Linked DNA regions of Homo sapiens: region 1 is linked to region 2. A link is a contact called in ENCODE Hi-C or POLR2A ChIA-PET data. All regions are on one chromosome and are shown on one strand. The core of a region is the stretch at or near the end of the contact, and the rest is flanking DNA. Distances in the headings are between cores, read along the strand shown.

The links. A loop is a pair of places that touch in the nucleus more often than their neighbours do. ChIA-PET counts read pairs that join two places held with the same protein, here RNA polymerase II (POLR2A). Pooled maps may share reads with other maps.
Region 1: a loop to region 2 is called in a map of PC-9, with 5 times the contacts of the local background. The contact joins the enhancer-like site here to the promoter of LINC02192 in region 2. A Hi-C loop is called at or near these places in 1 of 168 maps with a recorded cell type or tissue (PC-9) and 1 of 50 pooled maps. POLR2A ChIA-PET finds 5 or more read pairs at or near these places in 1 of 52 experiments (activated CD8-positive, alpha-beta memory T cell).

Annotation. Positions count from the first base shown.
Region 1 is chr16:48,010,335-48,016,702 of GRCh38, reverse strand. No RefSeq gene overlaps it. Among named protein-coding and RNA genes, the nearest start is that of LINC02134, 48 kb to the right of the region's middle. RefSeq lists an enhancer at 3,018-3,519. Within about 2 kb of position 3,107, at least 2 of the 41 ENCODE cell types and tissues checked have a DNase peak (open chromatin) inside an H3K27ac peak, as active enhancers do; they include PC-9, where a contact is called at or near this core.
Region 2 is chr16:47,882,813-47,889,405 of GRCh38, reverse strand. LINC02192 (long intergenic non-protein coding RNA 2192) reads left to right here and starts at 2,276. Exons shown (of 2, transcript NR_110649.1): 1 at 2,276-2,965. All of the region lies in intron 4 of LINC02133 (long intergenic non-protein coding RNA 2133), which reads right to left. RefSeq lists enhancers at 164-977, 978-1,792, 1,333-2,532.

The DNA of each region.
Region 1 (6,368 bases), core at 1,858-4,357, 130 kb before region 2:
GGGAAAACTGGCTAGCCATATTTAGAAAGCTGAAACTGGATCCCTTCCTTACACCTTATACAAAAATCAATTCAAGATGGATTAAAGATTTAAACGTTAGTCCTAAAACCATAAAAACCCTAGAAGAAAACCTAGGCATTACCATTCAGGACATAGGCATGGGCAAGGACTTCATGTCCAAAACACCAAAAGCAATGGCAACAAAAGACAAAATTGACAAATGGGATCTAATTAAACTAAAGAGCTTCTGCACAGCAAAAGAAACCGCCATCAGAGTGAACAGGCAACCTACAAAATGGGAGAAAATTTTTGCAACCTACTCATCTGACAAAGGGCTAATATCCAGAATCTACAATGAACTCAAACAAATTTACAAGAAAAAAACAAACAACCCCATCAAAAAGTGAGCGAAGGACATGAACAGACACTTCTCAAAAGAAGACATTTATGCAGACAAAAAACACATGAAAAAATGCTCATCATCACTGGCCATCAGAGAAATGCAAATCAAAACCACAATGAGATGCCATCTCACACCAGTTAGAATGGCAATCATTAAAAAGTCAGGAAACAACAGGTGCTGGAGAGGATGTGGAGAAATAGGAACACTTTTACACTGTTGGTGGGAGTGTAAACTAGTTCAACCATTGTGGAAGTCAGTGTGGCGATTCCTCAGGGATCTAGAACTAGAAATACCATTTGACCCAGCCATCTCATTACTGGGTATATACCCAAATGACTATAAATCATGCTGCTATAAAGACACATGCACACGTATGTTTATTGCGGCATTATTCACAATAGCAAAGACTTGGAACCAACCCAAATGTCCAACGATGATAGACTGGATTAAGAAAATGTGGCACATATACACCATGGAATACTATGCAGCCATAAAAAATGATGAGTTCATGTCCTTTGTAGGGACATGGATGAAATTGGAAATCATCATTCTCAGTAAACTATCGCAAGAACAAAAAACCAAACACTGCATATTCACACTCATAGGTGGGAATTGAACAATGAGATCACATGGACACAGGAAGGGGAATATCACACTCTGGGGACTGTGGTGAGGTGGGGGGAGGGGGGAGGGATAGCATTGGGAGATATACCTAATGCTAGATGACGAGTTAGTGGGTGCAGCACACCAGCATGGCACATGTATACATACGTAACTAACCTGCACAATGTGCACATGTACCCTAAAACTTAAAGTATAATGAAAAAAAAAAAAAAAAAAAGAAAATCGAGACACAAAGTTGACTTATCCAAGGTAACTGATGTGGTTTGGATCTGTGTCCCCACCCAAATCTCATGTCAAATTGTAATCCCTAGTGTTGGAGGTTGGCCCTGATGGGAGGTGATTGGCTTATGGGGGTGGAGTTCTCATGAATAGGTTAGCACCATCCCCTCACTGCTGTTCTCAAGATAGTGAAAGAGTGAGTTATCACGACATCTGGTTGTTTTAAAAGTGTGTGTCACCCTCCCCCGGCCCCTTGCTCCTGCTCCACCATATAAGACACCTGGCTCCCCGTTGCCTGCCGCCATGATTGTAAGTTTCCTGAGGGCTCCCCAGAAGAAGATGCTGCCGTGCTTCCTGCACAACCTATGGAACTGTATGCCAACTTAGAAAGAAACCTCACTTCTTTGTAAATCACCCAGTCTCAGGTATGTCTTTATAGCCATGTGAGAATGGACTCATACAGTGACACAGCCAGTTAGTGGCAAAGCCAGAATTCCAATCCAGGGAGTCAGGTTCCTGGGCTTATGCTCTTAACTGCAATGCTGTATTAGTCATGTGAGAACAATGTTAGCATAAACATCAGTATGAACACCTGAACCCTTTCAACAATGACAGGTGGCCTTGCTGGTCTTATGGCTTCCGATGCATTCTGGCCTATATGGTCATCTTAACACTTTGAAAATGAACTTTCTGATTCTTCCATCCCAGGCAGAGCTGCCAGAATTACTGGCAAGGGTCAAGTTATTGAGCTCTCTCTTCTCAGACTGGGGAAAGTATTCGGGTATCCCCAACAACCATTCCTCCTCTTCGGAGACAAGATGGCACGGAGCGTGGGCTGCTGCTGTGGAGATGCGTGTTGCTATGACGGCGGCTCATGCCTCCTTCCTACCCTCTCCAAGGTGCTGACACAGGCAGTGGTTTCTATGGTAACAGGGCGAGTGGAGGGTCCATAAAGAAAGGACTCATGTGTTCTGACATGAGGGGAATTGAAATGAATCCTGGGCATTTGGAGGGCTACCCTGACATATGTCAAAGAGAAATGGTCTCATTACTGCAGGAATAGTCCCAGCAAGTAGACTGTTTGAGACAACAGAGTTTCTTAACTTATTCTCCCCCAAAAGTTTGCCTTTTGTCTTTTTTTTTTTTTGAAACAGGGCCTTGCTCTGTCACCCAAGTTGGAGTGCATTGGCGTGATCTTGGCTCACTGCAGCCTCGACCTCCTAGGCTCAGGTGATCCTTTCGCCTCAGCCTCCCAAGTAGCTGGGACTACAGGAGTACACCACCATGCCCAGCTAGTTATTTTCATATTTTTAGTAGAGATGGGGTTTCACCATGTTGCCCAAGCTGGTCTTGAATTCCTGGGCTCAAGCAATCTACTTGCCTTGGCCTCCCAAAGTGCTGGGATTACAGGCATGACCCACCACGCCCAGCCTGTCTTTTTTTTTTTTTTTATAAGGACAATTTAAGATTTCAAAAATTAAGATAAAGAGGCGGAAAACCATAGTGAGACTGAATTCTCAGGGGTGCGTAAGTCAATTACTATGCAGCCAATAGACCCACAAATAACTTTTGAATATGGCTCCAGGCATCTCAGAGAAGTTTCAAAGAATAAAGGTACTTATGTTCTGTCCTCTTTGAAGCTGCTCAATGCCCAGCCTCGGAAAACTCTTCCCGTTGACTGACAGCCTCTGCCCTGCAGGCTGTGGTGCCCCTTCAGAGCCCACGCCTTTCCTGCTGCCAGAAAGGCAGGGCAGATCCCCCCCCCCACCTCCCTGGGGCCATGGCTGGCTGCACCCTGGGATCCTGGCCCACATATCAACGCTTACTCACTTTGCCCTTTGCATGCTTTAAAAGTAACAGGAGGTGTGGGAGGAAAGCCAAGTTTGTGTCAACCCAGCATTCTAAGTGCAGGCTCAGCGGGGGAGACCATTTGGCGGTGGCAACTGTTTTGCATCTCCTCCTGGGTCGGCATGCAGGATAAGACATGGCACCAGCTAGCTAATGCTTATTTGAGTGCTTACTATGTGCTAGACACATTTCTAAGCAATTGACATCAATGGGCTCATTTAGTTTCCCAGACAACCTGATGAGATAGTGCTGTCCCCATTTTACAGATGAGGAAACAGAGAGTTTGAGTAACTTACTCAAAGCCTTACATTTAGGAAATAGAAGAGCTAGGATTCAAACCACACATCAAGGCCCTGGATTTGGGCAGTGGCCACGGGAAGAAATCAAACTAGTATACTCAAAGAAACCTGGGCAGAGAGTGAGCTTGCCACCGGAAGAGGTGGAAACTGTATTAAGACGCTTTCAGTGACAGAAATCCAGCTCAGGCATTCTTGAGGAACAACAGGAATGTGGGGATCCATAATTCGGAGATGCCCAAGGATATGTCCAGCCTCAAGCGCTGCTGAATCCAGGCCCTCAACCCCGCCCCCTGCCCCCCAAGCTAAGCCCAGCCTAGGTTCCTCCTATTGTTGCATTCTCACACTCTCCCCACGCAGTAGGAGCTTCAGAATGACATCCTACTTAGCTTAGCCACAGGAGAAAAAGAGGACCTATCTTCCATCATTCTAGCCAAGTCTTGGAGTTGATGATGTTGGCATGATTGGTCCAGTTTGGGTCCCATGTCAACTCCCAAGCCAACCACTTAGTTGATCCTGTATCTCATGGGCAAAACCTGGGTAATGTGCCCAGCTTTGGAGTAATGGTGGAAGGAAGCAAAGCATTGGTAAGCGGGGCTCCCAGATGGAAATCTGCTGTGAGCAGAGGAGGAAGAAATGGATCCTGGGTAGGCAAAATAAAGCAGCTCTCCTTAACCCTTGCTCTCCAGAATATACAGAGAAATGGTGAAGACCAGACAGTCATTAGCCAAATCCTGCACCTATCCCTTCTGCCCACTCAGAGGCCCGAGCCGTACAAGTCATAGAGATGAGCCAATCTCTCCTCTCTCCAAGGAGGGAGCAGCCAGCCAGTGGGAGCCCTGCATAGCTGGTCTCTGGCACGCACTTCCCCACCTTTGCACTTCACAGGACACCCTCCTCTTTTGATGCCTGCTCTCTTCCCCACCTCCACTGGCACTGCCTCATTACTTTTGCTTTCTGTGTCTCTCATCCACCTCTTTTCACATGCACCTCACTCAGGCTCTTTCATCAGAGATGCTTAAAATCTTTCATCTTTCTTTTTCTGCCCATCCTTCTCCTGGCGTTTTCCCACCGTCATTAAAAATCAAAGTCCTGATTTCTCGATTGCCTTCTGAGGGTTTTTTGTGGCCCCAGTCCAGGTACATAGGAGCCCAGTAGCTTTTCTTGATGGGTCTCTGAGCATTTTCAGGCATGTGCTTTAGGGAACTGAGATTCAGGGAGATTAAGCATGTCTCTTTTGTGGTTTTATTGCTGAGGAAGCACAGCAGCTGCGTGATCTGTAATACCAAGTTTGTCTCTCTCCGCTCATCCAACCAACACTTCCTCCAGGCTCGGGACAAGCCATCCCTCAGTGTGAATTTACTTCATCCCTCATTGATCCTTTGTTTCTTTGAACTTCCAGACAATTTTATAGTTACTTTGGCTCCTGGGACCTGTCTCCTGCTGTGGCTCCTAGGGTCCTAAAGTAATGGAAATTAAGGTACATTTATTTGGTTGGCAGAATCTTTGGAGATCTTATTGTCTACCGTTCCTCCACTGCAGGGTGATTAGAGTGTTCAGAAATAAAGCCGGCTCTGAAAGGCCACATGATAGGAGGGACTACTGGAGATTGAACATTCGTGCCTCACTCCTAAATTCATATGTTGGTGCAGAAACCCCAGGGTAATGGTGTTTGGAGGCAGGGCCTTTGGGAGGTTATTAGGTAATGATAAGTCCATGAGGGTGGTGCCCTCATGATGACATAAGTTTATCTTATAAGAAAAGAAGACACAAGAGCTCTCCCTTCACAAGTACACAGCAAGAAGGCTGCCATCTACAAGCCAGGAAGCAGGCCCTTGCCAAGCATGGGATGTGTCAGAACCTTGATCTTGGACTTCCCAGCCTCCAGAACTATAAGAAATAAATTCCTGTCCTTCCAGCCACTCTGTCTATTCTATTCTATTTTGTTATGGAAGCTTGGTATGGTTTGGCTCTGTGTCCTCACCCAAACATCATGTTGAATTTTAATCCCCACCTGTTGGAGAAGTGGCCTGATGGGAGGTGATTGAGTTATGGAGGAGGATTTCCCCCTTGCTGTTCTCCTGATAGAGTTCTCATGAGAACTGGTTGTTGGATAAGTGTACAGTGCATCCCCCTTCTCTCTCTCCCTCTCTCCTACCAGCATGTAAGACATGCCTTGCTTCTCCTTTGCCTTCTGCCATGATTGGAAGTTTCCTGAGACCTCCCCAGCCATGCAGAACTGTGAGTCAATTAAATCTCTTTTACTTATAAGTTACCCAGTTGCAGGTAGTTCTTTATAGCAAAGTGAAAACGAACGAATACAAAGCCCCAACAGACTAAGACACATACATTATCAGCAAGAGCCAATTTTCTTCCTTTGTGCAGAGAGCTCAGGCTGTGACCAAACTTCCAAATCTGAAATTCTTGATTTCATGTACCAGCTAAGGGAGAAGCAAATTCTTCACCTTTCGCATATGAGCTAGTCATTAGCACTGCTCACTAAAATTTTCCATTCTCCTGGTACGATGTAGGATTGTACTTCACTCCCCCCTTGCAGTTAGGGGTACACAGGTAGCACTCGTCAGCCAAGGGAATGTCTATGATCTCTTCTAGATGGAAGTTGTAAGAGCTGACACCAGCTGATGTGTGTGGCTGATCATGTTTTCTCTTTCTTTTATTAACTCTGCCACAAGATCCAGCTGCTCCATCAGCCTGGGTTCTGGGGTGAGGACACCTGAAGCAAAGCCCACCCCCACACACACCTCACCTCTGCTCTTCCAAGAGCCATGAATGCAATGCAACCCCCCCTCATTATAAACCACTGAGATTTGGAGTTGCTGTTATTGTATCATAACCCAGCATGTCCAGACCAATGGTCAAATCCTTTTAACAAGCAGGCCCTAAGTGGATTGAGGCCTGGAGGAACATTTGTTCAATGGAGACTTCTCAACTCTATCAGCCTAGAAGATTCTCTTCTC
Region 2 (6,593 bases), core at 1,027-3,526:
TTTGTTGTTGTTGCTTGTTTGTTTTTAAGACAGGGTCACCCAGACTGGAGTGCAGTAGAGCAATCATGGATCACTGCAGCCTCAAACTCTTAGACTCAAATGATCCTCCCATCTCAGCCTCCCGAGTAGCTGGGACTACAGGCACAATCGCATGTCTCGCCTTTTTTTTTTTTTCATAGAGATGAGGTTTCTTTATGGTGTCCAGACTGGTCTCAAAACACCTGTCTTCAAATGATTCTCCCTCCTTGACCTCTCAAAGTGCTGGGATTACAGGTACAAGCCACTGTGCCCCGCCTTCATCAGAGTTTTCAGACAGACAGGAAGCAAATAGACATATCACGTAACGTCAGATAGGAATTATGGCTATAAAGAGAAAGAAAGTAGGTTAAAGAATTCGGAGTGATGGGAGATATTTCAGGCTGGAGGGCAGGAAAGAACTCTTGCGGAGATGCCTCTGGAGGAGAGACTTGATTAATGTGAGCAAAAGGCTTGTGATTATTGGAAGCAAAACTGTTCCAGCCAGAGGAAGCAGCCAGCACAAAGGTCCTGAGGCAGGAAGATGCTTGGGAGGCTGGAGATGCAGGGAGGAGGCCAGCACACTGGGAGCACACAGAGCAAGGCAGCAAAAACCAGACAGATGGACAGAGAGGCAGACAAAGGTCAGATCGTGTAGCAGCACAAAGAATTTCAAACTCTATTCCCAATTTCCTAACAACCCTTTGAAGGGTTTTGACTGAGGGCATGCGGCGATCTGACTTTCTTTATACATGGTTGTGTCTTATTTAGTCTTCAAAACTATCTTATGAGATAAGCAGCATTAACCTCACTTTACAGATGTAGGAAGTGGGAATGAGGGAGATTAAACATCTTGTCCCAGTTTATGCTGCTGGTAAATGGTAGATTTGTAATTCCAATTTAAAGTGGTGTGATTCCAAACCCCAGGCTCTTCACATCACCCCATGCCATCTGAGGACAGGAACTGTGTCTTGCATGACCCTGAAACATGATCAGAGTACCCAGCACGTGGCCACTGCCTGGTAAGTATTTTCTAAATGAATACGTAAGACTCAACTCAAACTCTGCCACATTCCTGCAATGCCTGGGCGTTTGGGTCATTGACATGGCAAATATAGAGAGTACAGGGATTTTTACAATCCAAAAGAGAATGGCAAAGAATTAAGATGTTTTGATCTGTGCTCTATTTTGGGCAATAATTACCCTTCCATGGAAAAACATAATTTTTTTTCAGTGATTCCATTTTTTACCCCACTTGATACATTATCTCTTCTACATAAAGAGTTCTGTGTGCACACACATGTCAACGCTGAAACAGACAATCATCTTGCCCTTTCTAATAGTCTAAGGGTCTGTTGGAAATGACATGCACTACAATTTAGCTGAGTGTTGAGTTTGCTCCTAAAGGCTATTCACATGCATATATCACGTCAAGAAGAGTAAACGTGAATGGATCCTATGCCTGTTCTCCTTCCTACACTCAAGTAACCCACCATGTAGCAGCTCCTTTTTTTCACCCTTTCCCAGGGGTAAACTGAAAGACAAAAGACCATTTTCAGGTGAGTACCTATTATATACCCCTCTACTGACTCACAGTTCCCCACTGAATACCCCGAGGCTACTCCCTCGCAGCCATTCATACAATAAAGATGACTAAAGAAAGGAATTTGCATGTGCCAGCCTCTCCTCCCTGCTGAATGCGCTGGTGAGCAGAGCCTCAAGCCTGCCCTAGCTCACAGGAGCCTCTCAGGTTCCTCGGGTGGAAGAGGCCAGGCACATTCTCACGCAAATATGAAATAGAAGAAAGGCACTGAAGGAAGCAAACTAGAGGTTCTAAGAGCTTTCCAGCCTGACCTCTTCTGGGGTGGAGGCACAGAGGCTTCTCTGATGACTGGTGACACAGGATGGGTGGACATTGAGGAGATGAAGAGGGGAAAGGAGCAGCATTCTAGGCTCGGAGCTTTCTCGGGGCTCTGAAAAGCACAGAATCAAAGGGTGCAGAAGGCTAGCGTGATGGGTCACAGGGTCAGGGAGGGGGCTGCGGGTGGGAGGCAGGGACTTTTAGGTTATGATCCTAACATCTCCTTTACGCCCCCAATACTCACAATACTGGGTGTTGACTCAGCCTCCATAGGAGATATCACAATGAGTGAGTGAAAACAGGCTCAGGAAATCCTCAGAGCTCCCAGGGTGTCTAGACACAGGGATTCTATAATCCTGTCAGGAAAGTGGGTGGGAGAGGGATTTGCAAAGAAAACCATTAACATCACTTCCCCAGGGCGAGGAACTCCATGTGAGGCTCTGGGGGAACCTGACTATGTGCAGTCGTTTACAGCCTGGGTCTCCTGGAGCCTATGAAATGAGAAGCAGTCATTAGCACAGCAAGCGGCCCTCATCCTTCCTTCTCAATAATAACACTGTCACCAGAGGATGGAAAATTACCCTGACGTCTCTGTATCTCCAAATTGCACTTCAGAGACAGACTGCGTAAGGCAAACAGACCCTGAGTGAAAACCTCCTGGCTAGACTTCCAAGCCAAGGCCTAATAAATAACCCTGAAATATACAAAGTGATGGCAGCTTTGCTCTGTGGCTCGTGGCTTCTGCCCTGGGAAGGACCATGAATTTCAGCGTCTGACAGATGGGGTCAGAAAGTGGAGTCTGCCTGGTGGGTTGAGGATCTGCAAATTAACCCCATGGTGGTGGTTTCAGAACAAGTGTGCCTGCTCACGCAAAGACTAACCTCTAAGAAAGGAGCAGGCCCGGAGGTGAGGCCCCCTGGGCGTGAAAGAATCAACCCCAGTCCACAAAGTCCGGAGATGAGACATCCTGCCTGGAGGAGGGAGCCCTGTGCATCGCAGGATCAAAGAAGCCAAACAGGATCTTTAGTGGTGACCGAAAATGCTCATGAGGAGAAAGGCTGCATGGCATTAAGTGAACCCCATTGAAAGGTACAAAATTTTCATAGTCTGTATTTTTCTTTCTCTGTCAAAAACACCACGATTTGCCAAAGCACTTTAGCAATCATTTGTAAATTGGTCCGCCAGGGTCTCCATGAGAATGTTAAATGACAACAAGAAGAAATCAATATCTCATCGCTGACGCGGGGCTGGGCATTCAAGTGAAATACAAGATTCAAAGTACTGATAGAAGGATGCAAAGATGTTGATCTCCTGGGAAGAAAAAAGTTAAAAAAAGGTGACAAATGCCAAGCTAGAGAGACTCATCTAAATAGCTAATGCAAATAAATCCAACATAGACAGCTATAGATGTTGAAGCTTTTTTTTAAATTAGATTTCTTCAGGGATTACTGATAAGCATCACATCAAAAAAGATGATCAAGAATAAATTGGTTCTCAAGCAATGCCTGCAAAAAAATTGTGATGTGAAAATAAACAAAATATTCCTAATGTGAATAATTTAAAAATATAAACAACTTTGGAAATAGGAAATTTACAGAGTTTACTACAAAATCTGTATCCTAGAAGAGGTATTGCATTTAGAGGTAGGAGGCTGCATATAGGAAACCAATAATTGTTAGCATTTATCAAGTATTAGTTATATGCCAGGTACATAACTAATAAGTGACTTTTTGTAAGTAGGTGGGATTTTTGTGAACACTCAGTGAGCTCTACGGAGTATGTACATTTATAACCCTTATTTTGTAGATGAGGAAATTATGGCACAGAGAGGTTAACTATCTTATCCAAGATCACACAGCAAATCAGATCTAGGATTCCTGTCTCAGTTCCAGAGTTGTTGCTATTTGACTCTACTTTTTACAGGTGTCTATCCATTTGGCTTAGGAGAAAGGGAGTTTAAGGAGGACTAGCTACAGGTTCTCACTAGAACAAGAAAGAAATAGCTTAAGAGCTTTATCCAAATAAACTTTTTTTTCTGGGAAGAGAGAAGGTAGGCATCATTTTGGGTGTGGCCATCACCAAGGCTGAGTTTTGTTTTTGTTTTTGTTTTTGTTTTTCCCTTGATGCCTTTTCAGAGGCTTTAAGGTTCTGGCTGGAACTTCAAAGAGAATCCTGGGTTTTCTCTAAATACAGTTATATTTAGCAAAATAAATAAATAAACATGAATTGGGGAACAAGAGTCAGAACAATCACTTTCACATGTTTATCTCAAGTTGCTATAGGAAAAGAAAATTTAGCAAAGTAGTCATTTGAAATATTTTAAAATAATTACACAGCAACAAGCCAGAAAGCCAAAACATTTTCTTCTTTTTCAAGATATTCTGACTCCTTTTGCATTTCTACCTCTTGGAATAACAAACCATCCTCTCTTTTTATTTCTTTTCTGTTTTGGAAAAGCTGCAAAAACACCTCTCAAACTCATGCAAATTATCAGTGTGTCCTGAAATATTTTCCTGAAACATTGCAAAGGCTGGTAATCAGATCTTTCAAGAATAAAACCGGGCTTTTTTTTTCTTTTTGGCTTCTGGTCTTAAACCACCAACATCTTCTTTTTCCTCCCAAATAAATATATGAATAGAATTCTCTTCCCAAACAACAAATGGATCATTTTCTTATTTTATTTTAGAAGGAAGATCTGGAGTCATTGTTGATGCAATTCAAGCCAACAGCTTCTACCAGTAAATGCCAATGGTCCTATTTTCTGTGCGTTTGATAGCCACGTTGCTTATTTATGGCTCTTTTATTATCCAGACCTGCTTGGCCGTGGATGAAGGCATTAAGTCAATTAATTGTGTTTGGATGCTGCAGGACTTGTGTTTTGTGAAGCAGCAGAGGATTGCAAGCTTGATTCTGAGGAAAGAGTCTCAGAGAGGGAGAAAGAGGATTAGATGGTTTTATGGGGAAAGCAGTGAAAGAGAGCCCACCGGCCAAGAGGCCCAGGTGTGAATTGAATGATGATGCAGAGAAGGCAAGGCAGCCAAAAGGAGCTGGCTCAGCTCAGTGGGATTCTTCCTCCCAGCCAGCAGATCAGGTCTCCCTCATGAGATCACAGCACACTCCCTCCTCCTCAGAGGTTTCTTTCTCTTTCTCTTCCCTTCTGTTTCCTTTACCATTAAGAAAGTCTTCTCCTTCACTCCTTCCCCTTTCTCTCACCTTCCCACCTCCTCTGTCTCTGTCTCCTTCTCTCCCATCTTCCTTTTATCTTGGATGCTTTACAGGACTCACTCCCTTTGGCTGGCAGGGAATTGATATGCAAGCTTTTGTTCTTTCAAGCTGTTTTTCTTTCCAAGAGACACAATACCTACCTTGTGTCATGTTCTCTTGTGTGTGACTAATGGTAACAGAACAGTTATAAGCTGTACATTTGTATTCTTAGAAAGCTTAAATTAGTAAGATTTTTAATATAACAATTGTATTAGCACAAATTGTTTGCTTCTAAAACATCACATGTGAAAGCAAATTAAATGGCTTAAATTATATATATCCATTGACTACTAAACCATTAGAAAGTAGAGACTAGTAATTCTTAGTTCCAAAGGCTGCACGAATTTTGTTGCCCGAAAGTTTCTAAGATGACTGTCTTTGGCTTCTAAGAACAAAAGGGCATCTGGGTGGGAGGAAATGGCAGATACCAAGACCAGTCATCTGCATCTGATTCCATTTCTAACATTCACTTTCTGTGCTGATTCTCTCTTGACATTTTGGATATAGCAATTAATATCAGTCATAAAATAAAAGGATTTAAAAACTATAGGTTTTCCCACAATTGAACTTTTACTGGGTGAATGAAGGAAGGAATGGATGGTAGAGGGATAGATGAATGGGTGATAGATGGCTGGCTGGATGGTGAACAGAGGGATGAATGGTGGGTGAATGAAGAAATGGATAAGATGAATGGTGGATAGATGGATGAATGGATGGTGGATGTGAATAGTCTCTTGGAGTCAAACCAAATCATCTGAGGAACATCAGCAACAAGTTTGCTCATTTCCAATTAAACGGGTGCCTGTTCTATGCAAGAGATCAAGGAAGTAGATGGATTTTTGTTTCTGTTTTTTGTTTTTTTAAATTTTTTTATTTCCATAGGTTATTGGGGAACAGGTGGTGTTTGGTTACATGAGTAAGTTGTTTAGTGGGGATTTGTGAGATTTTGGTGCACCTATCCCCCGAGCAGTATATACTGCACCTTATTTGTAGTCTTTTATCCCTCATCCCCTTCCCACCCTTTCTCCCTGAGTGCCCAAAGTCCATTGTGTCACTCTTATGCCTTTGCATCCTCATGGCTTATCTCCCACTTATTAGTGAGAACATATGATGTTTGGTTTTCCATTCCTGAGTTACTTCACTTAGAATAATAGTCTCCAGTCTCATTCAGGTCACTGTGAATGCCATTAATTCATTTCTTTTTATGGCTGAGTAGTATTCCATCATTCATTCATATATATATATATATATCACAGTTTCTTTCTCATTGATTGATGGGCATTTGGGTTGGTTCCACGTTTTTGCAATTGCAAATTTTGCTGCTATAGACATGCATGTGCAAGTATCTTTTTCATATAATGGATTATTTTAAACGAGGTAGATGTTTTGAGGCAAAGAAGGAGAAGATGTTGTCCATGCCCTCAAAAAAGTTGCAATCTAATTTGGAAATAAG